Linked DNA regions of Homo sapiens: region 1 is linked to region 2. A link is an interaction called in ENCODE POLR2A ChIA-PET data of the cell type or tissue named here. Cell type or tissue: OCI-LY7. All regions are shown on one strand. Links, peaks and the distances in the headings refer to the core of each region. The heading gives the core; the rest is flanking DNA.

Evidence for each region. ChIA-PET counts read pairs that join two places held together with the same protein. Peaks named below come from ENCODE experiments on the same cell type or tissue, not always from the same donor. Only the 100,000 strongest peaks of a DNase experiment are listed, where the experiment ranks them.
Region 1: POLR2A ChIA-PET joins it to region 2 with 13 read pairs; 3 of 35 experiments call an interaction of 5 or more read pairs at or near these places.

The regions. Positions count from the first base shown.
Region 1 is chr2:38,318,141-38,334,131 of GRCh38, reverse strand. It overlaps ATL2 (atlastin GTPase 2), which reads left to right. Exons shown (of 13, transcript NM_001135673.4): 3 at 15,113-15,247; 4 at 15,493-15,597. Among named protein-coding and RNA genes, the nearest start is that of ATL2, 51 kb to the left of the region's middle. In OCI-LY7, for the core only: no CTCF peak of the experiment used is centred there; no DNase peak of the experiment used is centred there.
Region 2 is chr2:38,408,983-38,424,973 of GRCh38, reverse strand. It overlaps LOC105374468 (a long non-coding RNA gene), which reads right to left. Exons shown (of 3, transcript XR_939974.3): 2 at 15,791-15,881; 3 at 12,347-13,183. Among named protein-coding and RNA genes, the nearest start is that of LINC01883, 14 kb to the left of the region's middle. In OCI-LY7, for the core only: no CTCF peak of the experiment used is centred there; DNase peaks (open chromatin) are centred at 6,493 and 8,133; H3K4me3 peaks cover 10 bases; H3K27ac peaks cover 2,170 bases.

The DNA of each region.
Region 1 (15,991 bases), core at 5,176-9,175, 92 kb after region 2:
CTTGAACCCTGGAGGCAGAGGTTGCAGTGAGCTGAGACCATGCCACTGTATTCCAGCCTGGGTGACAGAGTGAGACTCTGTCTCAAAAAAAAAAAAAAAAAAAGAGGATTGGATACAGAGGTTATGTGGACTATCTTCCCCTTAGCATATTGGGGTCCCTGCTGCTGAGACTTTGATTTTGGAATCAAAACTAAGTTTTAATTCTTCCCTATGCAGGTTTTAAATTGGATTAGATTTGAGTCAGAAAAGCTTCATCAAATGTTACCAAAGCTAGAGGAATCAGAAATAAACGAGATGGAAGTGTTTACAATATTGTTTGAAGTCCTTATTGCAGCATTTTAGGAGAGACTTTCTTGGTTACGTTCCTGAACCTGTTGCCTGAAAATACTCTGTCCTTTGCAGCTTTTCCAGCTTTAAGTCCCAAATGTATGTATTGCCTCTTTTGCAGTATCATAAATATTATGGCACCCCTATCATCACATATTTCCATTTTGGATTTGAGAGAACATAAATTACAGATCTTTTTTCATTCCAAACTCTTTGTTCCAGTAGGTTACATTAACTGTTTCTAAAGTAACTGGTTTTATTTAGGCTATTTATTGAAAAATACCTCAAGCAACAAACTGTTACTCATAAACACTGACTACTCAACCACCAGTTTTAGAACATTTAGGGAGTTAAGCCATCTTGTATAATATAAGTTCCTTTTGTGTTAATACTAACTGTTTTTGGAGGAGACTTTTTTTTTAAGGTAATTAACTCCCTACCTCCTTCCCTCACTCTGCCAGGACAATTTTGCTATTTAGCTTGTACATTTTTTAAAAAATTATTTTAACTTTTTTAGAGATATCGTCTCGCTCTGTTGCCCAGGCTGGAGTGAAGAGGCACAATCACAGCTCACTGAAGCCTCAAACTCCTGGGCTCAGGTGATCGACCCTGAAGGGCCTCACTTTTTAGCCCAGCTTGGTCTCGAACTCCTGGGCTCAAGCAGTCCTCCTGTTTTGGCTTCCCAAAGTGCTGGGATTGTAGGTGTAAGCCACTGTGCGTGGCCCAGCTTATAAATTTTAGTTCAGAATTTCTTTTCTTTCTCTTTTTCTTTTTCTTTTCAGATCAAGTCTCACTCTGTTGCCCAGGCTGTCCTTGAACTCCTGGTCTCAAGCAATCCTCCTGCCTCAGCCTCCCAAGTAGCTGGGACTTACAAGACATGTGCCATTGAGCCTGGCTTCAGAATTTCTTTGTTCTCACAAATTTCTTTCCTTTAATAGGATACATTTTGTATAGATTGGAGAATGTATACCATAATTCTTTCATCAAGAAGCAAGTTCAAGGCATAAGATTTATGTCACATTGTACTAGTATATGGACAGTCAACAGAAACTTGAGTGGGCCATTCATTCTCCCCTGGACTCTGGTAGTGTTATACAAGTGGGTTTTGTGTGACTAGGAGTCTTTGTTGAACTTGTACACTAAAGGTATTTGATTTTTTGTTTTTCCTTTAACAGTGTTACTGAGATATAATTTACTTACCATATAAGTCATTCACTTAAAGTGTGCGGTTCAGTGGTTTTTAGTATATTCACAGAGTTGTGCAACTATTACCCCAATTAATTTAAAAATGTTTCCATTGGCGGGGCATGGTGGCTCGTGCCTGTAATCCCAGAACTCTGGGAGGCCGAGGTGGGAGGATTGCTTGAGCCCAGGAGTTTGAGACCAGTCTGGGCAACATAGGGAGACTCCATCTCTACAAAAATCAAAAAATTAGCCGAGCGTGGTGGTGTGTATCTGTAGTTCCAGCTACACAGGAGGCTAAGGCAGGAGGATGTCTTGAGCCCAGGAGGTTGAGGTTACAGTGAGCCCTGATTGTGCTATTGCACTCCAGTCTGGGAGAGAGCAAGTCACAGTCTCAAAAAGAAACAAAGTTTCCATCATCTCAAAATGAATCCCTGTGACAGCCCTTTGGCTGTTACCCCCAGATCCTTTCTCCAAACCCTCAACCTGAAGGAACCGCTAATCTATTTTCTGTCTCTGTGGACATTCATGTAAGTTGAATCTTAAAAAATGTGGTCTTTTGTGACTGGCTTCACTTAGCATAATGTTTTCAGGGTTCATCCATATTATAGCATGTATCAGTACTTTTTATGGCTGAATAATATTCTCTTGTGTGGATATACCACACTTTATCCATTCATCAGTTAATGGACAGTTGGTTTGTTTGCAATTTTATGACTATTAGGAATAATGCTATAATCATATTAATATATAATGTTAATTACATAAAATATATTTATATATGTATATGTCATAATAATGATGTGAAAGAGGGTTCTTCCTTCATTTTTTGGTTATGTATCTATTTGTCCCAGCACCATTTTTGGAAAGACTTTTCAACACTTCCACTATTGAATGCTCTTGATACCTTATTGAAAACCAGTTGATTATAGATATATGAATTTATTTCTTGACTCTCAGTTCTATTCCATTGATCTGTATACATGTTCTATTTTTTTTTTTTTTTTTTTGAGATGGAGTCTTGCTCTGTTGCCCAGGCTGGAGTGCAGTGGTGCGATCTTGGCTTACTGCAACGACCTCTGCCTCCTGGGTTGAAGCAGTTCTCCTGCTTCAGCCTTCCAAGTAGCTGGGACTACAGGCATGCGCTGCCATGCCCGGCTAATTTTTTTTTTTTTTTTTTTTTTTCTTGAGACAGAGTCTCACTCTGTTGCTAGGCTGGAGTGCAGTGGTTCAATCTCAGCTCACTGCAACTTCTGCCTCCCGGGTTTAAGTGATTCTCCTGCCTCCGCCTCCTGAGTAACTGGGACTACAGGTGTGCGCCACCATGCCCAGCTACTTTTTGTATTTTTAGTAGAGATCGAGTTTTACCATCGAGTTGGCCAGGATGGTCTCCATCTCTTGACCTCGTGATCCGCCCACCTCGGCCTCCCAAAGTGATGGGATTACAGGCATGAGCCACCACACCTGGCCAGTTTTTTTTTGTATGTTAGTAGAGACAGGGTTTCACCGTGTTGCCCAGGTTTGTCTCGAACTCCTGCGCTCAGGCAATCTGCCTGCCTCCCAAAGTGCTAGGATTACAGGCGTGAGCCACCACGCCCGGCCATGTCTTGTTCTTATACCAGTATCACGCTGTCTTCACTACTGTTGCTTTGTAGTAAATTTTGAAGTGAGGAAGTGAGTCCCATTTTGTTCTTTTTCAAGATTGTTTGGCTATTTTGGGTTCCTTGCAATCCCATATGAATTTTAGAATTAGCTTCTCAGTTTCTACAAGAAGTTAGCTGGGATTCTATCAGTGATTGGTTGAATCTGAAAGATCAATTTGGGAAATACTACTGTGTTAACAATATTAAGTCTAACAGTCCATGAATATGGGATATTTTTCCATTTATTTAGATCCAAACATTTTTTTATAGTTTTTGAGTATAAGTTTTGCACTTTTCTTCAATTTATTCCTTTTGTTGATGTTACTATGAATGGAATTGCTTTCTTAATTTCATTTTTGAATTGTTCATGCAAGTGTATAGTTCATATACTTGACTTGCATATTGATCTTGTATCCTTGAAACAAATTGAATTTGTTCATTAGTTCCAATAATTTTTTTAGCGGATTCCTTCGAGTTTTCTATATACAACATCATGTCATCTGCAAATGATGATTGTTTTACTTCTTTCTTTCTTACCTGGGAACCTTTTATTTCTGTGTCTTGGCTGATGGTCCCAGCTAGAACCTCTGGTAGTATTGAGTACAAGTGATAAATAATGAATATCCTTGTCTGTTTTCTAACCTAGTTTCTAGAAAGCACCTAGTTTCTCACTACTATGTTAGCTGTAGGATTTTTTGTAGATTTTTTTTTAATTGAAGTTTTTCTTTATTCCTAGTGTGCTGGGAGTTTTTTTTTTTTTTTTAAATCCTGAATGAATGTTGGATTTTGTCAAATAGTTTTCCTGTATTTATTGATATTATCATGTGTTTTTTTTTTCTTTCTTTTCTTTTTTGAGACAGTCTTGTTCTGTCACCCAGGCTGGAGTGCAGTGGCACAATCTCGGCTCACTGCAACCTCTGCTTCCTGGGTTTAAGCGATTCTCCTGCCTCAGCCTCCACAGTAGCTGGGATTACAGGTGCATACCACCGTGCCTGGCTAATTTTTGTATTTTTAGTAGAGATGGGGTTTTGCCATGTTGGCCAGCCTGGTCTTGAACTCCTGACCTCAGGTATTCTGCCCGACTTGGCCTCCCAAAGTGTTGGGATTACAGGCGTGAGCCACCATGCCCAGCTGATTTTTTTTCTTTAGACTATTGTTATGATGGATTACATTTATTGACTTTAAGTTGTTGAGCCAGCCTTGCATTCCTGGAGTAAATCCCACTTGATCATGGTGTGTAATTCTTTTTGTACATTGTTAGATTTGATTTGCTAATATTTTGTCAAGGATTTTTGCATTTATATTCATGATATATACTGGTCTGCAGTTTTCCTTTATTTGTAGTATCTTTGTCTGGTTTTGGTATTAGGGTAATACTTTGAATTAATTAGGAAGTATTCCCTCTGCTTATTTTCTAAAAGAATTTGTAGAGAACTGCTACCATTTCTTCCTTAAATGCTTGGTAGAGTTTTCCAGTGAAGTCAGTTGGGCTTTGTAAATCCTTCTTTTGGAAGGTTATTTATTGATCTTTTTTTTTTTTTTTTTTTTTTTTTTTTGGAGATGGAGTCTTGCTCTGTCTCCTAGGGTGCAGTGGCATGATCTTGGCCCACTGCACCCTCTGCCTCCTGAGTTCCAGCGATTCTCCTGCCTCAATCTCCTGGGTAGCTGGGATTACAGGCGCCCACCACCATGCCTGGCTAATTTTTGTATTTTTAGTAGAGATGGGGGTTTCACCATGTTGGCCAGGCTGGTCTTGAACTCCTGACCTCAGGTGATCTGCCCATCTCGGCCTCCCAAAGTGTTGGGATTACAGGCATGAGCTACCACGCCTGGCCTTTTTTTTTTTTTTTTTTTAAATAGATGATCTAGTTCTCCTTGTGTGAGTTTGGTAGTTTGTTTCTTTCCAAGAATTGCTCCATTTCAACTAAGTTACTAACTTTGTGGGCATAGAGTTCTTAGTATTCTTTTATTTTTTTAATGTTCAAGGAATTAGTAATGAAGATTCTTCTTTGATTTCTGATACTAGTTTGTCTTATCTTTTTTCTCCCCTCTCTCTTCAGTTAATTATATTGATCTTTTTGAAGGATCAGTTTTTTGTTTCACTGATTTGTTTTTTCTGTTGTGATTTTCTGTTTTCTTGTTTCAATTTCATCAGTTCTTGCTCTGATTTTATTCATCTTACTTTAGGTTTATATTGCTCTTCTTTTCCAGTTACCTGAGATGGCAGCTTAGAGTATTGGTTTTAGATCTTATTTTCTTTCCTACTGTATGCATCTAATGCTATAAATTCTGTAATCATGGTTTTTGCTGCATTTCATATATTTTAATAGGTAGTATTTTCATTTTCCTTTAGTTCAATATATTTTAAAATTTCTATTGAGATTTCCTTGACTCCTGTGTCATTTTGAGGTGAGTTGTTTTAAACTCCAACTATTTGGGGAGTTTTCCAGCTGTGTTTCTGTTACTGATTTCTAGTAATAGTTTAATTCTGTTGTGGTATGAGAGCATACTTTGTATTATCTATCCCTTAAAATTTTTAAAGGTGTATTTTAAGGCTCAGGATATGGTCTACCTTGGTGAATGTTCTTTGTGAGTTTGAGAAGAGTATGTATTGTGCTGTTGTTGGATGAAATATACTATAATGTCAGATCCATTTGATTGTTGATGCTGTTCAGCTCGACTATGTTATTGGATTTCTACTTGCTGGGTGTGTCAGCTACCTATAAAGAGGTGTGAGGTCTCCCAGTATAATAGTGGATTTGTCTGTTACTCTTTGGAGTTCAATTTTTGCTTCACATATTTTGGTGTAATGCAACTCTTAATCTTTGTTCTGAAGTGGTTTTTATGTTTCCTTATTTTGAAAACTGCTTTGTCTGTAATTAACATAGCTACTCTAGCTTTCTTTTGATTAGTGTTGGCATGGTATGTTTTTCCCATACCTTTACTTCTAACCTGTGTCTGTCTTTGTAAAGTGGAGTTTTTAAAATAGATAGCATATAGTTGGCTCTATTTTTTAAAAACCCACTGTGACAATTTCTTTTTTTGAGACAGAATCTTACTCTCTCACCCAGGCTGGAGTGCGGTGGCACAATCTCGGCTCACTGCAACCTCCGCCTCTCTGATTCAAATGGTTCTTCTGCCTTAGCCTCCTCAGTAGCTGGGATTACAGGCACCCGCCACCACGCCCCGCTAAGTTTTGTATTTTGAATAGAGACGGGGTTTCCCCATGTTGGCCAGACTGATCACGAACTCCTGACCTCAGGTGATCCACCCACCTCTGCCTCCCAAAGTGCTGGGATTACAGATGTGCACTGTGCCCGGCCAACAGTTTCTTTTAATTGGTGTATTTAGGTCATTCACATCTAAAGTGATTGTTGATATAATTGGATTTGTAGCTGCCATGCTTATAATTGTTTTCTGGTGTTTTTTTTTTTTTTTTGTACTTTTTTTTTTTTATATTCCCCTCTTTTTCTGCCTTCTCCAATTTTAATTGAACATTTTACTTGATTGCGTTTTCTGTACTCTCTTAATATATCTGTTAAACGTGTTTTTTGGTGGCTGCCTGGAGTTTGCAATGTACATTTACAACTAAGCTAAGTCCACTTTCAGATATTATACTGCTTCATGGATAGTGCAGTTACCTTAGCGTATTCCTAATTCCTCCTCTCTTTTATACATTGCTGTCATTTGTTTCCCTTATCTATATACTATAACCACCTAAAAGATTTTATTTTACCTTATTATCCTTCTCTGATACTCTTTCTCTTTATGTAGATTTGAGTTTCTGACCTATATCATTTTCCTTTTTGCTGACGTATTGGCGACAACATTCCTTGGTTTTTGGCTAAGAAAGTCTTTACTTCTTTTGTAGGATAACTTTACTGGATACAGAATTCTAGTTTGGTGGGGTTTTTTTTTCTTTTTTCCAGCTTTGTCAACATTTCACCCTATTTCCTTCCTGCTTGCATGATTTTTGTTTTGCTTTGTTTTTTGAGATGGAGCCTTGCTTTGTCGCCCAGGCTGGAGTGCAGTGGTGCGATCTTGGCTCACTGCAACCTCTGCCTTCTGGGTTCAAGTGATTCTCCTGCCTCAGCCTCCCAAGTACCTGGGACTACAGGTGTGTGCCACCACGCCTGGCTAATTTTTGTATTTTTAGTATAGATGGGGTTTTGCCGTATTGACCAGGCTGGTCTCGAACTCCAGACCTCAAGTGATCCACCTGCCTCGGCCTCCCCGAGTGCTGGGATTATAGCCATGAGTCACTGCTCCCAGCTGCTTGCATGATTTGTAATGGGAAGTCCAGTGTAATTCTTATCTTTGTTCCTCTGTAGGTAAAAGTGTTTTGTTCCTGGCTTCTTTCAAGATTTTCTTTTTGTGTTACTTTGCAGCTAGGCTATAATATATACCTAGTGTGGATTTTTTTGGTATTTATCCTGCTTGGTGTTCTGTCCTCTTCCTGGATCAATTTCCTATTTTCTAATTCTGAAATATATCATATCTGAGTCTGGTTCTGTTGTTTGCCTTGTCTTTTCAGTCTATTTTTTTCTTGCCTTTTGGCATGGCTTGTAATTTTTTGCTGAAAGCCAGACATGAAGTATCAGGTAATAAAGACTGAAGATTTAGGCTTCTATTATGAGGTTATATGTTAATCTAGTTGGGAGATGGGCTGTGTTTAACGTGTTTTTTAGCTGCAGGTCCTAGAGGCTTCAGTTTCTCCTTATTCTCTCACTGTCTTTGGGGTTTCCCAAGAACTTTTATTGAACTCAAAATCTGTGTCTTGCAGCTTTTTTATTTGTAATCCACTGTCATTATATTGGAGCATTGTTGATGAGGTGGTAAAGTGTAGGAGAGCAGAAGCATCGTATGCCACCTTATGGTTAAATCTTAGTTTTATTTTTATTCTTTTTTGAGACACAGTCTCCTTATGTTGCCCAGGCTGGTCTGGAACTCCTGAGCTCAGTCTCCTGAATAGCTGAGATTACAGGCAGACACCACTGCACCTGGCTCCTTAGTTTTTTAGTGGGCCTGAGTCCTGGTCTATGACCCTCTTTTTTTTTTTTTTTTTTTTTTTTTAAACAAACAAACAAACAAAACCTTAAACTAGACAGGAAGCCTAGATGGGGCTGGAGTTGGCTAATTTAATTGCTCCTCCCTAGGGTCAGATAAAGCTCTGGTAAAGTAGTTTTCTCAGGAGGGCAGGCTTTTGTTGTGGGGACTGGTGTGTGTGTGTGTGTGTGTGTGTGTGTGTGTGTGTGTGTGTGTGTGTGTGTGTGTGTGTGTACTGGTGTGTGTGTGTGTGTGTGTGTGTGTGTGTGTGTACTGGTGTGTGTGTGTGTGTGTGTGTGTGTGTGTATGTACTGGTGTGTGTGTAGATAGTGGTTACTTTCCCAGGGTGAACTTAAAAAGTGTTACTTCCCCTCCCCTTGTCAGTCATGAGGGAAACTTTCTTCCGTAATTACTTTGAGAATTTTGTGGAGTTCTTTGAGATAATATTCAGGAAAGTGGGGTGTTTTCTTAGACTGAGCCTCTAGGGTTTTTAGTGCTTAAACTAGTTCACTCTCAGCTTCTGACAATTCATTGAAATTGCCATTTAAGTGTTCCTACCAGTTGCTGCAGCAGTTGCTGGTAAGCTGACCTCAACTCCTGATCCTTTGTGTTAGTTTGTCTCTTGTGATTTTGCAGGGATGGTTTGACCTGTGATCTCAATTCTTTGATCTAAGAAAGGAGAGTTTATTGATTTTTCAGTTTGCTAAGCTTTTCTCTTGTTGTAAAGATAGGTCTGATGACTTCTAAACTTTTTACATGAGAAAGCTGACACTGGAAGTCCAATGGAAGACTCTAAAGTCAAATCTCAGTTTAATTACAAGACGTGTCTGCCCCTTCCGTTTTGTTAGCCCTCAAGGGCAACTTTTTTTAAAATTGTGGTAAGATATACATAACATAAAATTTACCTCTTTAACCATTTGTAAGTGTACACTTCAGTGGCACTAAGTCTGTTCACATTGTTGTGTAGCCATTGCCACTATCCATCTCCAGAACTGCTTCATCTTCCCCAGCTGAAGCTCTGTGCCCATTAAACACTAACTCCCCATTTCTCTCCCCAATCCCCTGGCATCCACCATTCTACTTTCTGTCCCTATGAATTTGACTAAGCACCTCATATGAGTAGAATCATAGAATATTTGTCCTTTTGTGTGTGGCCTATTTCATTTAGCATAGTGTCTTCAAGGTCAAAGACACCTTTTGAGCAGAACCTTTTATCAAAATATGTTAAATTCCTCTTCAGCATGTACCTAAGTAGTTAGAGTTGTCCTTTTTCTGGGCTCATGACTTGGGTCAGTCATAATTTCATTGATTTGTCCAGCCCCAGATGGGAAGAGTTGGGCATGGGGTGGGAATGGGGTTGGATAAGATGTTAGACAGTTTTAAACTGTTTTAAAGTTAAATGTTTTATAATTTGTTCCAGGACTTGCAGAGTATTCTCACATATTCAAATGAAAACAGTAAATACAATTGGTGGTTAGAATGTGTACAGTATTTATTGTGTCCATCACTTTGGGTGCTGAGTGTTCATAACCTGTCTCCTGATTAGGTACTAGTTTTATACACATGAAGATTTTCATTTGTGGTGGTGTGGGGAATGTCATGCAACTAGGGAGGATCTCGCTTATTATTGTAGCACTACTTGGATTGTTTTTTTTGAGACTGAGTTTCGCTTTTGTTGCCCAGGCTGGAGTGCAATGGCGCGATCTTGGCTCATCGCATCCTCCGCCTCCCGGGTTCAAGCGATTTTCCTGCCTCAGCCTCCCGAGTAGCTGAGATTACAGGCATGCACCACCATGCTTGGCTAATTTTTTTGTATTTTTAGTAGAGACTGGGTATCTCCATGTTGGTCAGGCTGGTCTCAAACTCCCAGCCTCAGGTGATCCGCCCGCCTCGGCTTCCCAAAGTGCTGGGATTACAGGCGTGAGCCACCTTACCGGCCCACTTGGATCTTAATTTCATTCTTTTTATTCCTTTTACTCCCAGTTGTGATGATTTATGGCTTTTGTATGAACCTTTATTCTTCCAGCCTATCCATTGTGAAAGGGAGTCAGCTTGCCAGCAGTCAGGAGCGGGTGTGCTCTGATACATGTAGGCCTGGCAGGACAACCAACCCTTTGATCACTTGAGCCCAGGATGTCGAGGACAGTGAGCTATGATCGTGCCATTGCTCTCCAGCTTGGGTGATAGAGCAAGACCCTGTCTGTGTCTGTCTGTCTCGTTTTCTTTCTCTCTGTCTAACTAACTAAATAAATGGTTACATAGTTGTTTCACTTTGTTGCTAGGGAGTATACCTTTCCTTTGGTAAAATATGAATTTGTTTCTTACTGTTTAGAATAGGTAAGGTTTCTTAATTGCTGATAATTATATTATGTAGAACGTCTTTTTGGCAAGGGCTGTATTTATTCACTATTTGATTATACTTAAACTTCAGGCTGGGCATGGTGGCTCATGCTTGTAATCCCAGCACTTTGAGAGGCTGAGGTGCTGAGGTGGGAGGATTGCTTGAGCTCAAGAGTTCAAGACCGGCCTGGGCAACATAGCAAGTGAGACCCCATCTCAAAAAAAAAAAAAAAAAAAAAAAAAACTTCTGGTGATTTCAGATTGCCTTTTGCAGTTGAGTTTTATTCTATAAATACTTCTTTTTTTCCTATTTACTTTATATGTCTGGTGGAATAGGATTACTTTTGCATTTCTGAGTTTTGAGGCTTTTGTCTCCATAGTAGTAAATAGTATCAGATTAGTGTTTTTGAGTTTTTAGGTTTGCTTTTAGTAAATTATCACAGCAAATAGGGTCTGTTATCAGCAAGGCTGCCTTTAGCTCCCACTAAAATTCTCTTTGTGGGCAGGAATGTTTATTCTTGTTCACTGCTGTATCCCTAGAAAAATGGCTGGCACATGGTAGAGGTTCCACAAATATTTAATGAATGAATGACTGTATTTTATGAAAGCTGTCAGTGTTCACTATGTTAGAGAAATTATACACTTTTACACGTTTTAAAGAATCTGATTAGTTCTCTGATTTATTTTTTCATCTTTGTTGTTGTTGTTAAATAGAGGCAGGGTCTCTCACTCTGTCATCCAGGCTGGAGTGTGGTGGCATCATCATAGCTCACTGCAGCCTTGAACTTTTGGGCTCAAGTGATCCTCCTGCCTTGGCCTCCCAAAGTGCTGGGATTACAGGTGTAGCCACCACACTCAGCTTCTTTCATCCTTTTGCTGACTAATCAGTTTAGTATTTTTTTTTAAACATTTCCATTACAAGGTAACCTAGGAAGAGATGATACATAGTAGATTTTTATGAGACACCAATTCTTTTTAAAGTTTCTTTGGAAGAGGGGGCTGGCAAACATATAAGCCTATGATTTCAGTCATCTATACTTATAAAAATTTATTTTTACTGTCTTTTTATGATTGTATTGTTTCTAGGAATAATAACAAAGATCATATTTCTTCTGGATTTATTACCCATGCTCAAAAGGGAGTACATTGAAGCTTATAAGTAAACTTTTTTGTTTGTTTAAGAAATACTTAGAGTACCAACTACAAGCCAGGCACACTTCTCTGTGATGGGAATACTTGTAAGAATGAAACAAACAAAACTTTTGTGAAACTTACCTTCTTGTAGAGGAGATAGAAATAAGTAAAATGTAGAGTAAAACCAGAGTTCTCTTAGAGGAATTATTTGTGTAGCCTGTAACTTTTACAAATAATAAATTCATTAAGTACCAGATTTTTTTTTTTTTGACATTGTGGGGGAATGAGATTCTCCATGTCAGAACTTACAACAGTGCAAGGCACTTTGATAGGAGCAGTTTGGTGAACAAAGATGATTGTTTGTAGCCTTTGCTCTCAAGAGACTCACAAAAAAACTGCAAAACCATATAAAGGTAACTCCTTATAAATGGTAACTTTTTTTGGTATGGTAGAATCAGGAAGATGTGTGTTGAGATCTATGGGGAGTATCAGGAGCACAGACAAGAAGAGTAAATTAAAGATGGATTGTTATCAGCCTGGGCAACGTGGCGAAACCCCCTCTCTACAAAAAATACCAAAATCAGCCAGGTGTGGTGGTGTGCACCTGCAGTCCCAGCTACTTAGGAGGCTGAGGTAGGAGGATCCTTTGAGTCCGGGAGGATGAGGCTTCATTGAGTTCTGATTGTGCCACTGCTCTCCAGCCTGGGTGACAGAGTGAGACCCTGTCTCAAAAAAAGAAAAAAAAGAAAAAGAGAAAAAAGGATTGTTATGCAGCAGATCTCCAGATGGTCTTATTGGTAGTGCGGAGCCACAGATGACTTTTCAGCAGGACAGTGGCACGATTACATTTCTTGTGAACATTCAGTGACTATGGAAAAATGGGTTAGAGGATAGAGCAGGAGTTGCATAGAGACCAATATGAAGTATCCAAATATGTAGTCAAGGGGCAGGATCACCAGTTTTACTTGTCCGGGGAGTGTCAAAATAATCTTCTGATTCCTGTGAAGGGTGCCTCCTGAAACACAAGTCCATCATATATACTGTGAATGGAATTGTCTCAGGTGGCAGCCCCTTCTGACCAGCATAGATGAGGTCTTTAAGTTGTAGGTATTGAAAACTGAAGAAAAAGAAATGAATCCAAGAGAAGTTTGTAATTGATAGGATTGGTGGCCTACTGGGGATGGGAGTTTTGTGGAATAATAATAATAATTAAAGATGGTTTGAAGTTTAAGGCTATGTTAGGTGATGGTCTGAATGATACTGTCTTTTTGTTTTGTTTTGTTTTGTTTGAGACAGTCTCTCTCTGTTGCCCAGGCTGGAGCGCAGTGGTGCGATCTCAGCTCACTGCAACCTCCACCTCCCACAACCCACCTGAAACCCGGGTTCAAGCGATTCTCCTCCCTCAGCCTCCCAAGTAGCTGGGATTACAGGCATGTGCCGCCACGCCTGGCTAATTTTTTTTTTTTTTTTTTGTCATTTTGGTAGAGAGGGGGTTTCACCAAGGCCAGGCTGGTCTTGAACTCCTAGCCTCAAGTGATCCACCTGCCTCAGCCTCTCAAAGTGCTGGGATTACAGGCGTGAGCCACTGTGCCTGGCTGACACTGTTTTGTTTTTGTTTTTGTTTTTGCCACTGTGTGTCTGCTTTTCATAAATTGCTTCATCCCTCATTGGTCCTGTCTTAACCATCTCTCCACTCCTAATTCACGCTTTGTAATTTGTTTTAGACTAGATATCCAAGCTTATTAGAAGTATTTCTGAAACAAAGGCGTTTTTCCTGTGGGGTACATTGAGTAAAGGCTATGTGGGCTTTAAGTATACTAAACTTTAGGGATCTTGACGTCTGTCAAAGGTATTCATTTATTATGTCCCACATTTAATTTTCTAGAAAAATTACCTTATATGTTAACTTTTGTATTATTTCATAATAACAATTTAGCCCTGTGGTTCTAGTTAAAAACTTTTATTATGGAAAATTTTAAACATACCCTAAAATAAAGAGAATTGTATAATGAACTCCAATGTATTTGTCAACATTTTGCTGGTCTTGTTTTATCTGTTCTCTTTTTTCCTTACCTCCCGGAATATTTTAAAGCAAATGCCAGGCATATCCTTTCACTGCAGATACTTGAGTATCTAATAGATAAGGACTCTTTTTTTTCCTAACCACAGTATCATTAGCACACCAAACAATCTTCCTTACCCTAATTTAACACCATCTAATGAGATAACCAGTTTGGGTTCATATTTTCCTGTTGGTTTAAAAAAGACGTTTTAAATAGATGGTTTGTTTAAATCAGGCTCCAAACAAGTCTTGGGGTTATTTTTTAAATTGATTTTTTTTGTTTTTGTTTTTGAGACGCAGTTTCGCTCTTTTGGCCAGGCTGGAGTGCAGTGGCGCGATCTCTGCTCACTGCAACCTCTGCCCACGGGTTCAAGTGATTCTCTTGCCTGAGCCTCCTGAGTAGCTGGGATTATAGGCATATGCCACAACACCTGGCTAATTTTTGTATTTTTAGTAGAGATGGAGTTTCGCCATGTTGGCCAGGCTGGTCTCGAACTCCTGACCTCAGGTGAGCCACCTGCCTCGTCCTCCCAAAGTGCTAGGGTTACAGGCATGAGCCACTGCACCCAGCCTAAAATTGATTATTTTTTAAAGAGGAAATGAAGGCAGTATGAAAACTTACTGTAAGCTATTCTGAGAAAGCAGTGCTGTTTTGACAGTCATTCTACCTGGAACTTAGTTTTGCTTATCTGTGTAACAACATGTTAAAATAATTGGTGCCGAGTTTTTTATGATTTTTAACATTTTAGGAAATATTTCTCTGTCTCTCTCTCTCTCTCTCTTTTTTTTTTTTGTTTTTGAGGCAGGATCTCACTCTGTCACCCAGGCTGGAGTATAGTGGCACAATCTCAGCTCACTGTAGCCTCAACCTCCCAGGTTCAGGTGATCCTCCTACCTCAGCCTGCTGAGTAGCCGGGACTACAGGAGTGTGCCGCCACGCCTGGCTAATTTTTGTACTTTTTGTAAAGATGGCGTTTTGCCACGTTGGCCAGGCTGGTCTCAAATTCCTGGCCTCAAGTGATATGCCCACTTCAGCCTCCCAAAGTGCTGGGATTACAGGCATGAGCTGTCATGCCCAGCCAGGATATCTTTCAGAAAAGGGGGAAAGTGAGTATAACCCCACTTATTTAGAAGCCTAGAGAGTAGTAGTGTGAGCTGATTTGAGAAGATTCGAGTTTGGAGGAGACCACGTCTCTATAAGAAAAAGAACCCCACATGGGATTTAAGGACTGCTTTGTAACTACTTGTTTGTTACACAGTGTTTTTTTTGTCTTTCCGGGTTTAGCTTCCCCATCTGTAAAATAAAGAATGGGTGATTTTTTGGTTTCTTTTATTTCTTAATTGTGTTGTATTTTACATTTATCCTTGACTTTAACAGGATTCTCAAAGTTGGATTGGTGGAAACAATGAACCATTGACAGGCTTTACATGGCGAGGTGGCTGTGAAAGAGAAACAACAGGCATACAAGTTTGGAATGAAGTATTTGTGATTGACAGACCTAATGGAACTAAAGTAAAATTCTGTTTATACTTTTCTACCCTGTATTCTTTCTTGGGCTATTTTCCAGTATTAAAAATCAAAACAACACAGAACTATTAATGTTTGATAACTTTAACATACGGATTATTATGTCAAATGTATGAGATATAAGTACTTTTCTTGATTTAATTACTGCTTTTCAAATTTATCATTTGATTTTTTTTATAGTCATTTTTGGCAACTGTTTTACTAAATATTTTAAACTCTCAAATTCCTAGGTTGCTGTGCTGCTTATGGATACCCAGGGTGCCTTTGATAGCCAGTCAACTATCAAAGACTGTGCAACGGTGTTTGCTCTGAGCACTATGACTAGCTCTGTCCAGGTGAGACACAAGATTAAGTGGTGCGATCAGTTCACGTAATCATTTGGCCCCTTTTTTTTTTCTTTTTTGAGACAGAGTTTCACTCTTGTTGCCCAGGCTGGAGTACAGTGGCGTGATCTCGGCTCACTGCAACCTCTGCCTCCTGGGTTCATTCTCCTAACCCGAGTAGCTGAGATTACAGGCCCCCGCCACCATGCCCAGCTAATTTTTTTGTATTTTTAGTAGAGACGGGTTTCACCACGTTGGGCAGGCTGGTCTCGAACTCCTGACCTCAGGTGACCCGCCCACCTCGGCCTCCCCAAGTGCTGGGATTACAGGCGTGAGCCACTGAGCCTGGCATTTGCCCCTCTTGAAAATGCCTTTTTAATTTTTTTTGAGATGGATTCTCACTATG
Region 2 (15,991 bases), core at 4,244-8,243:
AAGTAGGAGAGTAACTGTGGCAATTCCAGCTTTTGGCCCACATGAAGTTCCCTCCTCCTCTTCTCTCACTGGTCACTCTTGCTCTCTGACAGGATATACCTTCTGCTCTCCACGTTTATAACCAGCCAGCTCTAGCAAAACCCCTGATGGCCATTTTAGTCAGAGGCCCTACATCCTTTCACTATACAGACTGTAGGATTTTGGGTCCCAAAACATGTTACCCACTCGATGACCTGTTTTATTTGCCAGACTTGACTTAAATGGTTAATCATATTTCTTAATAGTTTGTATGGTTTGGCTCTGTGTCCTCACCCGAATCTTGATGAAATGTAATTTGCAATGTTGGGGAAGAGACCTGGTAGGAGATGATTGGATTGTGGGGGTGGATTTGCCCCTTCCTGCTCTCGTGATAGTGAGTTTTCGTGAGATCTGGGTGTTTAGGTCTTATTGTTTAAAAGTGCATAGCCCCTCCCAATTGGCTCTCTCTCCCTTTCTGCTTTCCAGCCATGAGAAGACATGCCTTGCTTCTCCTCTTCACCTTCTGCCATGATTGTAAGTTTCCTGAGGCTTCCCCAGCTATGCAGAACTGTGAGTCGATTAAACCTCTTTTCTTCATAAATTACCCAGTCTCACGTAGTTCTTTATACCAATGTGAGAATGGACTAACACAATAGTCAAGATAAAAGAAGTCGGGACTTCCCACTAAACAAACTATGAATCTCAGTTCCAGATGCTTGGATAGTCTAAGTTTTGGGCTGTAGTCATCGTTGGTGCTACAAGAATGATGAATTTTAGAGGTCAGTAGGTTGAGTTCTGACTGCAGGAGAAAACAAATCTTACTCTGGTCCAACAGCTTAATACCTGTTTTATTTGAGGATGATCCAGTGTGGTAGTCAGGGTTCTCCAGAGGAACAGAACCAGTAGGATGTGTGTGTGTGTGTGTGTTTGTGTGTGTGTAAAGAAAGTGGCTCACTCAGTTTTAGAGGCTGGCAAGTCTCAAGATCTGCAGGGTGATTCAGCAAACTAGAGACCCAGGAGAGTCGGTGATGTAGTTCCAGTTAAAGTGGAAAGGCCTAAGAACCAGAAGAGCTGATAGTGTAGTTCCAGTCTGAAGGCCAGTAGGCTTGAGACCCAAGAAGAACTGACGTTTCAGTTTGAGTCTGAAGGCAGGAAAAACGAATGTCCCAGTTCAAAGGCAGTCAGGCAGGAGGAATTCTCTCTTACTTAGGGGAGGGTCAAACTTTTGTTTTCTTCAGTCTTTCAACTTATTGAACATCAGACAGGAGAATCTGCTTTACTCAATGTATTAGTCCATTCTTGCACTGCTATAAAGAAATACCCAAGACTGGGTAATTTATAAAGAAAAGAGGTTTAATTGGCTCACCATTCTGCAGGCTGTACAGGAGGCATAGCAGCTTCTAGGGAGGCCTCAGGAAACTTAAAATCATGGTGGAAGGTGAAGGGAAAGCAGGCACATCTTACCTGGCCAGAGCAGGAGCAAGAGAGAGGGAGGAGATGCCACATACTTTTAAACAACCAGATTTCCTGAGAACTCTATCATGAGAACAGCACCAAAGGTGAATATCTGCCCATTGATGCAATCACTCCCCACCAGGCCCCACCTCTAACACTGGGGATTACAATTCAACACGAGATTTGGGTAGGGACACAGATCCAAACCATATCACTCAGTCTATCAAGTTAAATGTTAATCTTATCCAAAAACACTCTCACATCCAAAATAATGTTTGACCAATATCTGGGTACTCTGTGACCCAGTCAGGTTGACAGAAAATTAACCATCACACCCAGTACATCAACAATATTTATACACTATAAAATCATCAATAGCCAGGTGTGGTGGCTCACACCTGTAATCCCAGCACTTTGGGAGGCCAAGGTGGGCAGATCACCTGAGGTCAGGATTTCGAGAGCAGCCTGGCCAACATGGCGAAACCCCATCTCTACTAAAAGTACAGAAATTAGCTGGGCGTGGTGGCAGGCGCTTGTCATCCCAGCTACTCAGGAGGCTGAGGCAGGAGAATTGCTTGAACCCGGGAGGCAGAGGTTGCAGTGAGCTGAGATCAGGTCACTGCACTCCAGCCTGGGCGACAAGAGCCAGACTCCATCTCAAAAAAAAAAAAAAAAAATCATTGACAATTTGTGCAGCACATACAAGGTATGTTTATTTCACAGGCATCCTGGGTTTTGCAAGCTTTATCGTTTGTTTTTTTTTTCTTTTGAGATGAAGTCTCGCTCTGTTGCCCAGGCTAGAGTGCAGTGGTGTGATGTCGGCTCACTGCAAGGTTCGCCTCCTGGGTTCACGCCATTCTCCTGCCTCAGCCTCCCGAGTAGCTGGGACTACAGGTGCCCGCCACCACGCCCGGCTAATTTTTTGTATTTTTTTTTTAGTAGAGACACGGTTTCACCGTGTTAGTCAGGATGGTCTCGATCTCCTGACCTCGTGATCCGCCTGCCTCGGCCTCCCAAAGTGCTGGGATTACAGGCGTGAGCCACCGCGCCCGGCCAGCTTTATCGTTTTTATCAGCTAAGTTTTTAAAATTGAAAGTCCCCCCCAAAGGGGCAGCATATATGTAAATACCTATTTTTATCTACCTGTACTTCCTTCACTAATATTTTAATTATCTTTGGTCCTTCCTTTGAAGGATGAAAAATTTAAAGCTACATGTTTCGTATTTTCTTTGAGCCTTCTATCTTGTGCCTTTCTTGTTTTTGGTGATATTTTTAGAAAAAGATATTTAAAATGGTCATTATCAGTACTGTGGGCTCCTAATGAGGAGGAGGGAGGTAATTGGAACCAATGTTGACTTAGAGTGGAGGGGAGAGAGCTGGGGAAAGTGGCTGGAGACCCCTCCTCCACAGGAGGACCTGTGGTCCAAACCACTAAGCTAGGGTAGAGCTGAGTCTGATCCAGCTGGTCTGGTCTGTGGAGATTCTATCTGGGCTGAACATGCAGGGCACAAAATGAGATTTCTAAGGAGAGTTTGGGTGCGCTATTTGTATCCAACATGTTTATTCAAGTATCCATCTGTCCTGGGGAAGAGACTAGAACAAACAGGGCCCCAGCCAGTGCTACCAGGGTTCATGGAAGGACAGGGAGCTGGAAAGGTAATTGGAACCAGAGGTCACTGCAGAGAACAGTAATACAGATGGGCCACGTGCAGTTGCTTGTGATAGGGAGACTACAGGTGCACACTCCTATAGACACAGATTCATTCTTGCCAGGAACACTGGGCATGGGACTCTTTTCACCTCCCCCTCAACGGTAGGTGATATGGTTTGGTTGTGTTCCCAACCAATCTCATCTTGAATTGTAGTTCCATAATCACCACGTGTGTGAGCGAAACCAGGTGGAGATAAATGAATCATGGGGGCAGTTTTCCCCATTGTGTTCTTGTGATAGTGAGTTAGTTCTCACAAGAGCTGATGGTTTTATAAGGGGCTTCCCCGCTTCACTGGGCACTCATTCTCCTGCCGCCCTGTGAAGAGGTGCCTTCTGCATGATTGTAAGTTTTTCTGAGGCCTCGCCAGCCATGCAGAACTGTGAGTCAATTGAAATATTTTCCTTTATAAATTACCTAGTCTCCGGTATTTCTTCATAGCAGTGTGAGAACCGACTAATACAGTAGGGAAGGCTCTACGTGCATTGTGAGACTGAACTTCCAATTCTGAAGAGCTTTCCTCTTCGCCCTCTTTGGTATTTATTCCACAGTTACCACTGTCTTACATTTACATTTGTTACTTTACAGTTTACATCAGAGCAGTTTCATGCATAGTGCTTCAATCTGAATCTGATATCAGCCTTGAAAGATGAGTAAAGGAGACATGAGGGAATGGACAGCAAGCAATTTAACCAAAGCCACATACAGTTATTTTGCTCCCTGCTCAAGTTCAAGGCTCCCATATCCTTAGATCAGTTCCAAGAGTCTACAGGAAGCTGCTGGCTCAGAAAACCAATGGTTCTGCATAAAGAGATATCCGTGGCTCTGCTAAGGTTTGGATCGGGCATTGGGAGCCCCATCTGGGTGAGTGCCATGGGCCCCTGTCTCTGAGTCAGTCTTTCCCAACTTCTTGTTTGTTTGTTTGTTTTTGAGACGGAGTCTTGCTCTGTCGCCCAGGCTGGAGTGCAGCCGCGCGATCTCTGCTCACTGCAAGCTCCGCCTCCTGGGTTCACGCCATTCTCTTGCGTCAGCCTCCCGAGTAGCTGGGACTACAGGCGCCCGCCAGCATGCCCGGCTAATTTTTTGCATTTTTAGTAGAGACGGGGTTTCACCTTGTTAGCCAGGATGGTCTCGATTTCCTGACCTCGTGATCCGCCCGCCTCGGCCTCCCAAAGTGCTGGGATTACAGGCATGAGCCACCGCGCCCGGCCTCTTTCCCAACTTCTTGTAGCCTGATTCTGAAATCTGCAGCTCATCAGCCCACCCTTGAATGATCTCTCCCTTGAATGATGACCCTGGATTTGACCTAGATCCTCACAGTTTGTCTGCAAAGCCCATACCTATCTCTTTAATGGAAGGAGATAGAGCACTAGTTATCTCCAGATCCCTCGGGGTAAGAGTCTAGGGGAGCAAGCACCCGTCTGGGTAATGAATATTTCCTTCCTGCCTCACATTTTATTCCCCTTCATGAGGAATTTCTTGTGTGTCCTTTTTGATGATTAAAAATTATGTCTTGGCCAGGGGCAGTGGCTCACACCTGTAATCCCAGTGCTTTGGGAGGCTGAGCCAGGAGGATTGGTTGAGGCCAGGAGTTTGAAAACAGCCTGGCCAACATAGCAAGACTCTGTCTTTATCTTTTTTTTTTTTGAGACGAAGCTTGCTGTGTCAACCAGGCTGGAGTGCAGTGGCATGATCTCGGCTCACTGCAACATCCACCTCCTGGGTTCAAGCAATTCTCCTGCTTTGGCCTTCTGAGTAGCTGGGATTACTGGCAAGCGCCACATGCCCAGCTAATTTTTGTATTTTTAGTAGAGATGGGGTTTCACCATGTTGCTCAGGCTGGTGTTGAATTCCTGACCTCATGATCTGCCTGCCTCGGCCTCCCAAAGTGATGGGATTACAGGCATGAGCCACGATGCCCAGCCTATCTTTTTTAATTTTTAAAAATTATGTCTCTCTTATGGATGGCAGTCTTGCTGTTATGATGATCCTTTTCGGGATCTTTGGTCTTTGTGAGATGTGGAAGTAAACCTGCATGCCATACATGGGAGTGCTAAAGGGCAATGAATGATTAATTCATTTTAAAGCCACAAACTGAGTACGAGGTGAGACAGAAGCAGGCTGTAAATCCCTTTACTCCTAAACTCTGCCTCTCTCTAAACTGACAGACAACATTGGAGAGCTCTTTGATTCCTCTATTTAGCCAGCACAAAGAACTAGCTATAAATCTCCTGCAGGTAGAAGGTGCCAAGAGAATGAAAGTGACACGATGCTACTGTTCATTCTTTTCTCGTCTTTTGGTGTCCTTCCTAACACCCAAAGCTAAAGATTCTGAGAAGACACTAGGGTGGTTGGTCACAGTGTAGGGTATCACAAAACAGTCAGCTCTTCCACCTTCACCCTCCCAAATGTACTTGTTCCTAATGTACTTAGAACTCTTAACCGTGGACTTTGGGGCACAGGATGGGTCTCAGACCAAGTTGCTGGCTGAGGAACATATATATACACCCATCTCCACCATAGACTGAGCTGCAAGGGGTTTTGGAGGCTTATGGCTCTTTGACTATGTTTGAAAGTGAACCAGACAGTCTTCAACATAGGAAATAAATGGCACTCTTCTTATCATTCTACGTCTCAGGTTGGGTGCCCTAGAAGCTGATCCCCAGGTGAGGGTTCAGGTGCACATGTTAATGGGGCAGCGGTGTAGCAGAAAGGGGTGTGTGAAACAGGATGAGACATGGGAAGGAACCAAGCAAGAATGTGATCCCAGATGGAGTCTAGCTTCAGTCTGGCCCCTAAGGACATGACTTGCACCACAGAGTTGCTCTGACCTTCAGACAGGGGTGCAGCCTTGTGTATAGGGGATCACTCCCCGTCAATCAGGAGTTGGTTGGCTATCCTGGATGGGAGTGGTGGTGTACACTCCAGGATGAGGGCCTCTTGTGCAGCTGAGGGCATTCTCTGGAGAAGAGGCCAGCTGTGAGCCCTTTGCAGCCATCAAGGAGAGGCACCAACAGAGTTCACCTGTGACATGAGGAGCCATAGGACCAACACAGGCCATTGGGCAGAGCTGAGATCATAGAGACACCTGTCGTAATTTGGCTTCCTAGAATTAGGCTGAGGAGGTATACTTTTATTAAGAGGTGGATCTAGGTTTTGTGTGGCCTGAAATTGTAATTCGGGGAGCCCTTTTTAAGGACAAGAACACAAAACCGTGAATTCAAAATTAGGTTCACAACCTGTGCAAGTGGCAGGCTCTGAAGCTGAAGCTTTGTGAGCTTCATCTGCCTCTGGGTGTTTCAGTTCCTTTGGCCAGAAGAAAAAAATGAGGTTGAGAGCTTAAGTGAAATTGCCCAAAGACATCAATTAAAGAGGTGGCTGGAGATAGAGCCTGATTCTTTTGGTTCATAGTCCAACACCTCCTCTGTTATAGCACGAGCCATACCCACTGCAGAGGACTGCTGGGAGGGCTAGAAGATAATAAACAAGAACATGCTTTGTAAGCTGTCCCTGAAGTGCCACGTGGCTATAAGGCATTATGATTAAATGGGCAATTGATCTGTGAGGTGGGATGTTTCCAACTTGAATAATTTGGTCAAAGGAGATATATTTTTTATCTCCGGAGTTTTCCACACTGGCTTGCTAGGTTTGTACAATTTTTTTCCCTTTTTTTCACATTCCTAGTTTGATTCAAAGTTGCAAGCTTCCAAAATTGGCATAAGTCATAAAATAATAAATCTCTCAGGCTTGCAGCTACTTGCCTCAGCATGAAAATAGAAAATGGAGGCTTTGTCATAGAAAACAAGAGCATTCTTCCTTATTCTCTCAGAATGAATCGTTGATGAGCAGTCAACCATTCTTAAGAGGCAAGGCTGAGCAGATAAGAAAGGGTGCTCTCCGGAATTTATGGTGCAGAGCAATGATAGAATGGATTCCTACAAACATTTCTCTGTCCAAAAATTGTTGGCAGCTGGCACAGCTAACTCTTAAGTTCTGGATGCTACAGTTTCTACCCAGTAAGTTCTCCCTCACCCAAGTTTTTATTAACAATGGGTTGGGGAGGTTTCACTTACCTGCTAAAGGTAAGTGGATGTTACTTAGTTGGGATTAAGTTGCCCCTTGCCTTCTTCCCTGCAGACTGGACAGCAATATTGAATTGTTGGACAGTAGCACACTGGAAGAGCTGAACAGCATTACTGAAAAACGCCCTTCTTTCAGAGAACTTTTGTTCACTCTGTCGAAGATGAGGTCCAAGACTCTAGGACTTCAGCATCTGTGCTGGTAGACAGTGCTTATGCTAACCTCCTCTCCTATGAGGGAATCCCTTGTGGAATGTGTCAGGGAGGGGGTCAGTCAGCCACCAATGGAACCCTCCCACTGCCAGGGACTCACTTCTTCCTGACACCTACCTCATTGTTGGGGACTCAGGACAGCTTTTCTTACTCTGCCCTGAAATCTGCCTCCCTTTTATTTTTACCTATTGATATTTCTACCCAGTAAGAGTTATTCTGTGTTAGGCCAGGCGTGGTGGCTCACACCTGTAATCCCAACACTTTGGGAGGCTGAGGTGGGCAGATCACCTGAGGTAAGGAGTTGGAGACCAGCCTGGCAAACATGATGAAACCACGTCTCTAATAAAAATACAAAAATTAGCCAGGTGTGGTGGTGTGCACCTGTAGTCCCAGCTACTGAGGAGTCTGAGGCAGGAGAATCGCTTGAACCTGGGAAGCAGAGGTTGCAGTGAGCCAAAACTGTGCCACTGCACTCCAGCCTGGGCGACAAGAGTGAAACTCTGTCTCAAAAATTAAAAAAAAAAAAAAAAAAAAAGGAGTAGTCATTCTGTGTTACTGAATTTTAGGGAGTAAGACCAAAGACTTCTTCTTGCTTCCTTTTTATACCTTGCAGAAATCATCACACTTGCAATGCTTTTTCACATCTGGTTTTCTTGCTATGCTGTGCAGGCACATTTGACTTCTTTCTAGCTGCTCTCCCATGGCTAGCAAGTGTCTGGCCCATGTTTGGTGTCTGAGAAATGTGTGAGAAATGAATGAATGAGTGAATGAACAAAATCCATTTCTACTACATTACAGCTTTTCAAATATTGAGAGAGTTGTTAGATTGTTTCTCCTATTCTCCATCTTTTTTTTCCAACAAACTAATTACTCTTCAACAGTTCCTTGCATTTTCAGACCCACTTTGTCTTGTCAACTTCCTTTGCCAGTATTAATTCGTATTAAATTGTGGCTTTGGCCAGGCGTGGTGGCTCATGCCTGTAATCCCAGCACTTTGGGAAGCCGAGGCGGGTGAATCACTTGAGGTCAGGAGTTCAAGTACAGGCTGGCCAACATGGGAAACCCTTGTCTCCACTAAAAATTTAAAAAATTAGCCAGGCGTGGTGGCAGGCACCTGTAATCCCAGCTACTAGGGATGCTGAGACACGAGAATTACTTGAACCCAGGAAGCAGAGGTTGCAGTGAGCCGAGATCACGCCACTACACTCCAGCCTGGGTGATGGAGCAAGACTCCGTCAAAAAAAAAAAAAAAAATGTGGCTTTTACAAGTGTTCACAACACCCCAGACAAGGTGTCACTGGGGTGGAGTAGCGTGGGATCATCTTGTGGACACCATGAGCCTTTTATTTAAAGAAGGCTCCATGAATTCCTTCCAATATTTTTATGACTGTTCCTACTCAGACAAAGAAGGATGTCATGTCACTGGATTTGGAGCCAGAACGTAGCTGAGTGTACATTTGAGTTCTGCCACTTGCACCTGTGCTCTTGTGTAATTTGTCCTTTTTGCATTTTAGATTCAGCAGCTGTAAACTGAAGCTAATTCTACAAATCCTTTGTGAAGGTGGACCAAAATAACATATGTAAAGTCCCTGACACATTTCCTGACCTGTGCATAGTAGACACTCAATACATGGGCGCTATAACTATGTTTCATGATCTCTGATTGGGGTAATATCAAGGGAGTCAGTTAGATTAAGGCTATATTCACATTTAATTAGAGTACACAATAGTTAAAGTATGCTAATAAAGAGACCCCTAGAGCTTTGGATATGAAAAAAATCAATGCATATTCTGCATTCAAAAAGCAAAGTCTGTAGCAACTATAAGATCATTTAAATGAACATGATAATACTCTTTTGAGACTTCCCAGAAGTTTTTATAATATAATCTGTTTAGTTCAGGTAAGTCCGGTTTCATCCACAGGGGAACAGAGGCAAGGAAATATATAAGGTGATACACACCTGGTAGGTTTTGCTGTTTCACTGGGCTACAAAGTAGGCCATAGAACCATCTAATATGATTTATAGTAGACTGGAAGGGCAGGATACAACGCAATGCTCCCACCAACTTCAGAGCCACTGGAAGAGCAGAAGAGTGATGGAGAATGTGGAGGCCTGTTGCCTGGGACTAGTTTTCTCCTCTTCCTTTATGCTTGAACAGTTAGGCACAGGTCCATGCTCAGAGATCTCTGCCAAATGCTTACAGAGGGTACCTAGAATTGTCTGCCTGACCTTTGCCTTCTAGTACATCGACTAAAAGGAATTGCTCCAAGCTTTAGACTGCAGCGAGATAGTGAATGTTTTTAGCTCCAAGGTACCTGAGCTCAGCCAGCTGAGAGAGGCCATCTCTTGGCTGGCCTGTTTGATAACAGAGGACATGCTATGTGCAGCTCATTTGTGCTCTAAGGCCTATGGAGAATAACGGCCTGAGGGCCTGGAGTTGGGACTCATAGAATCATTCCTCTTCTGTTTATGTTACTGGTCTGATCATCTTAGATGAGCAGAAGTTACAGTTGGTCTGCTATTTGTCCATTATCTCCTATCCCTCCCTGGTTTTTACACAGTAAGGCCATTTCATTTAGTGGTCTCTCAAGTGTGGGGAGGGGCCCAGTTTGGGGCATGTGGATATTCGCTCTCACTTACCACTTTGTTTATAGAACTCTGTCCTTGGCCTTGGAGAAAGTTCTTCAAGATCAGGAATGGTGAGGGTAGACGGAGAAATGAGTGTGCGTGTGGGCTGATGGTATGATGAAGCTCAGGAGGTGAAGTTTTCAAGATCCTGGGATTTGGGGATCTTCTTGACTAAACATATTTATGGCTTTCATTGTCTGTATTGTACATTCAAGATCAAGAATTAAGATCTTTTTTTTTTTTTTTTTTTTTTTTGAGACGGACTCTTGCTTTGTCGCCCAGCCTGGAGTGCAGTGGTGCGATCTCGGCTCACTGCAAGCTCCGCCTCCCAGGTTCACGCCGTTCTCCTGCTTCAGCCTCCCGAGTAGCTGGGACTACAGGTGCCCACCACCAGGCCCGGCTAATTTTTTCTGTTTTTAGTAGAGACGGGGTTTCACCATGTTAGCCAGGATGGTCTCGCTCTCCTGACCTCGTGATCCGCCTGGGATTACAGGCGTGAGCCACCGCGCCTGGCCAAGATTTAAGATCTTGAAACATAAGTGGGCCATTCATTGAGGCTGGAATGTGAACCAAAGGGGACCCACGTCCTTGGAACTTTTCTTTTTCCTTTCTTCTTTTGTGTATATCTCAGAATTCTAGGTGAGTCATTTAGATGTCATATTTAATGAAGCACCTGCCTAGGGACTTTAGTGAGCAACCCCAAAGCCAGTTGCAAGGAACTCCAAGATTATAACATGTGTCATTTAGATCTTTGTCCATGGTATGTGACACTGCTTGCTACTGACAAAAGCAAAAAGCAAATCGATTTCCCCCTTCCTTCAAAACAAATAACAGAAAAACATGGGATGTGAGTGAGAAGGCTTGGAGTTTCTATTTGTGCTAACTCTAGGACATTGGCCAAGACGAAAACCACCCTTGGCAGGGCACGGCGGCTCATGCCTGTAATCCCAGCACTTTGGGGCAGGAGGATTACAAGGTCAGGAGTTTGAGACCAGCCTGGTCAATATAGTGAAACCCTGTCTCTACTAAAAATACAAAAAAATTAGCTAGGTGTGGTGGCTGGCGCCTGTAATCCCAGCTACTTGGGAGGCTGAGGCAGGAGAATTCCTTGAACCCAGGAGGTGGAGGTTGCAGTGAGCCGAGGTCACGCCACTGCACTCCAGCCCTGGCGATGGTGCAAGACTCCGTCTCAAAACAAACAAACAAAAAAACAAAAAAACTGGTCTTATCAGTAAAATGGAAAGGTTAAATGGAAATATGGAAATTATCTTCTAGCCAAAATAGGGGGTGCGAATGAGGATTATGATTAGAATTATTGAGATGGAAGAGGAAAAAAATAAAGGTAGCTTAGGTATATTAGGTATGGTTTCTTTCTTTTCTTTTTTTTTTTTTTTTAAGATGGAGTCTTGCTCTTGTCGCCCAGGCTGGGGTGCAGTGGTGCAGTCTTGGCTCACTGCAACCTCCACCTCCCAGGTTCAACCGATTATCTTGCCTCAGCCTTCTGAGTAGCTGGGATTACGGGCACCTGCCACCATGCCCAGCTAATTTTTGTACTTTTAGTAGAGACAGGGTTTCCCCATGTTGGGCAGGCTGGTCTCAAACTCTTGACCACAGGTGATCCACCTGCCTCGGCCTCCCAAAGTGCTGGGATTACAAGCATGAGCCACCACACCTGGCCTAGGTATGGTTTCTTTTGGAAATATTAGGACTTGGGTGACATCCATGGGCATAGCCTCTACAGAATGGAAACCCTGCTTCTCTCCACATTCCCATTTCTGACACCAGGCTGAACAGTTCATGTGGTCAAAATGCCCATACCAAGGGCTCTTCTCCTCTTGGTGCTCCTGGGATAAAAGTAGTAGCAGCCAGTATTTATTGAGCAAGTGATATGAGCAGGCACTGTGTGAAAAGCCTAATTCATATTATCTCACTTATTTCTCACTATAAGTCTCTATCGTCATTTTTTAGATAAGGAGACTGAGACTAAGAGGTTGTCATTTGCTCAAGATCACACAGCAAATAGGAGTATAATTCTTTCATTTTTTCTAAATGTCTTAATCACTCTGACTCACACCTGTGTTGTTTTAGTCTTTTTGGTCTTCTAGTCTTTTTCTGAGGTTTCCACTTTAGCTGTTTGCTAGGTAACTGCCCATCAGGTTCACCTTGCCCGCTGCCTAGACAGAGCCAATTTACCGAGACAGGGGAATTGCAATAGAGAAAGAGTAATTCATGCATAACCGGCTGTATGGGAAACCAGAGTTTTATTATTACTCAAATCAGTCTCCCAAGCATTCAGGGATCAGAGTTTTTAAAGATAATTTGGTGGGTAGGGGCTTGGAAAGTGGGGAGCACTGATTGGTCAGGTTGGAAATGGAATCATAGGGGGTCGAAGTGAGTTTTTCTTGCTGTCTTCTGTTCCTGGGTGGAGTTGCAGAACTGGTTGAGCCAGATTATGGTCTGGGTGGTGTCAGCTGATCCATCAAGTGCAGGATCTGCAAAATATCTCAAGCACTGAACTTAGGTTTTACAACAGTGATGTTATCCCCAGGAGCAATTTGGGGAGGCTCAGACTCTTGCAGCCAGAGGCTGCATGACCCCTTAACCATAATTTCTAATCTTGTAGCTAATTTGTTAGTCCTGCAAAGGCAGACTGGTCCCAAGACAAGAAGGGGGTCTTTTCGGAAAGGACTATTACCAATTTTGTTTCGCAGTTGAAGCATAAACTAAATTTCTTCCCAAGGTTAGTTCGGCCTTTGCCCAGGAATGAAGAAGGGCAACTTAAAGGTTAGAAGCAAGATGGAGGCTGGGTGCAGTGGCTCACACCTGTAATCTCAGCACTTTGGGAGGCCGAGGCAGGCAGATCACCTGAGGTTGGGAGTTCGAGACCAGCCTGACCAACATGGAGAAACCCCGTCTCTACTAAAAATATAAAATTAGCCGGGCGTGGTGGCACATGCCTCTAATCCCAGCTACTCGGGAGGCTGAGGCAGGAGAATTGCTTGAATCCAGGAGATGGGGGTTGTGGTCAGCCGAGATCAAACCATTGCACTTCAGCCTGGGCAACAGAGTGAGACTCTGTCTAAAAAAAAAAAAAAAGAGAAAAGATGGAGTCAGTTAGGTCTGATGTCTTTCACTGTCATAATTTCCTCAGTTATAATTTTTGCAAAGGCAGTTTCACCAATTTCATTACCATATCTACAAATTCAAGTGCATCCAGCAGAGTTAACCCCTCTAGATTGCAAACGTGAAAATAAGGATTTATTTTGCCTGTCGTGTTTACAACTATATCTCCTGCCACATAATAGGTACTTTATATATATTTGTCATATGAAGGATTAATTGAATGGGCTGGGCATAGTGGCTCAATTCTGTAATCCCAGCACTTTGGGAGGCCAAGACAGGAGGATTGCTTGAGGTCAGGAGTCTAAGACTGCAGTGAGCTATGATGCCACCGCATTCTAGCCTGGGAAACAGAGTAAGACCCTATCTTAAAAAAAAAAAAAATTGTGGAAGACAGTGTGGCGATTCCTAAATAATCTAGAACTAGAAATACCATTTGACCCAGCCATCCTATTACTGGGTATACACCCAAAGGATTATAAATCATGCTGCTATAAAGACACATGCACACATATGTTTACTGTGGCACTATTCACAATAGCAAAGACTTGGAACCAACCCAAATGTCCATCAATGATAGACTGGATTAAGAAAATGTGGCACATATACACCATGGAATACTATGTAGCCATAAAAAGGATGAGTTCATGTCCTTTGTAGGGACATGGATGAAGCTGGAAACCATCATTCTCAGCAAACTATCGCAAGGACAAAAAACCAAACACCGCATGTTCTCACTCATAGGTGGGAATTGAACAATGAGAACACTTGGACACAGGGAGGAGAACATCACACACTGGGGCCTGTCATGGGGTGGGGGGAGGGGGGAGGGATAGCATTAGGAGGTATACCTAATGTAAATGACAAGTTAATGGGTGCAGCACACCAACATGGCACCTGTATACATATGTAACAAACCTGCACTTTGTGCACATGTACCATAGAATTTAAAGTATAATAATAATAATAATAATAATAATAATAATAATAATAAAAGATTTATTGTTGAATGAATGATATGTCAACAGAAACTCAGATCCAGGGATTTGCTTTTGGGCTGGGATCAGGCCTCTTGAACTAGGATCTGGGTGGGGATCTATCCACAATATGTGGCTGGGTTCTGAAGACTGCTTGCATATCTTTTAAAATCCTGAAAGGTAGCATAATTGCTCAAGAAAAGTATGTCTATCCTTGGTATCAGGACCAAAACGAAATTTATCCTGAGAACCCTCATAAAGACATCTTGCATAATGAATACAACCCGTTTTCAACAACATCCATGAGGAAACACCATGGAGATGCGCTATGGTGCTTTCCTTTGGCTACACGCAGTAAAGGTGGATGGTGGCTTCTAGAAGTGCAATCAGAAGCCACCAGGCCTGGCCGGGCCTGTAATCCCAGCACTTTGGGAGGCCGAGACGGCTGGATCACCTGAGGTCAGGAGTTTGAGACCAGCTTGGCCAATATGGTGAAACCCTATCTCTACTAAAAATACAAAAATTAGCCGGGCAGTAGTGGCATATGCCTGTAATCCCAGCTACTCAGAAGGCTGAGGCAGGAGAATCTCTTGAACCTGTGAGATGGGGTTGCAGTGAGCCAAGACTGCACCACTGCACTCCAGCCTGGCCGAAAGAGTGAGACTCTGTCTCAAAAAAAAAAGAAAAAGGAAAAAAAGGAAGCCACCAGGCCCAAGCCTTGGATGTCCCTGAAGAGGAGCCTCCCTCTCTGTTTTAAGCATCCCTTCTCCCTCTCTGGCTCTTTGTGTGGGTTTGCATTCTGAGAGCAGTTGGGCACCCTGGGGAGATTTCATTCTTGAATTGCTCTAAAAACAGCACTAGAAAATTTAAACACATGCTCACACTCACTCTATGTTTTCTCTTGGGCTCATTACTTACCCCAAAAGACACTAGATCTAAAAGACCATTCCACTTGGAGGAAGCCCAAAGGATTGAAAAAGGTCTCATTGCTTTCCAAATAAGATGATGGAAAAATGCAAAACAACCCAGCAACAGCCACCCAGTTTGATGCTGGTGCCCTTTATTTCAATGCAAATTTAAGACAATCATGGCTCAAGAAAGAGAAATGAAACTGTGCAGGACCTGGCCCCATAGAAACACACATTTTCATTCTCTGTGGCATGCTTTGCTGACGTTACAGAATTTTGGAAAAGTCAATTATTCACAAGTAAGACTTGTAAAATTCTCTAGCCCATAAAGAGTCTTACAATTTTCTCTGGAACTGCAAAATAAATTTTAGACTTATCATTTTGTCATTTAAAGTCCCCAGATCTAGAGCCAGAATACTTAGGGATGCTGGCAGAGTTGCAGGAAAAAAAACTTCTCTCCCAAGGCTTTGTTCTGTTCCAGCGAGCCTGCCAGTTCTGCCTGTACATCCAGTGAGGGGTTGTGTAATCCCAACACTTCTGGGAGCCTACCAACCCTAGAAGAGCCTGTCTCCAACTTTAACCTGGCCTGGCAGGTCCCCCAAACAAAGAACCACTTCATTGTCTGTAGAACCAGTTTGGACCACATTCTGCTGGATTTAAATCTATAATCCACCCACCTACCTGGCACAGGTGGCTAAGAAGTAGTTCTTTTCTGATTTGTATGCCAGAATTTCTGGGCTGTGTTTGGTTTTATCTTTTTCTTCCCCTTCATCTATAACAAAAGAGAGGAAACAGAGGGTATGAGAAGTGTTGCACATCCCCATGGAGGACAGCACCAGAGGGTGTGACCTCAGACCACAACATGGGAAATGTTAGTGACAC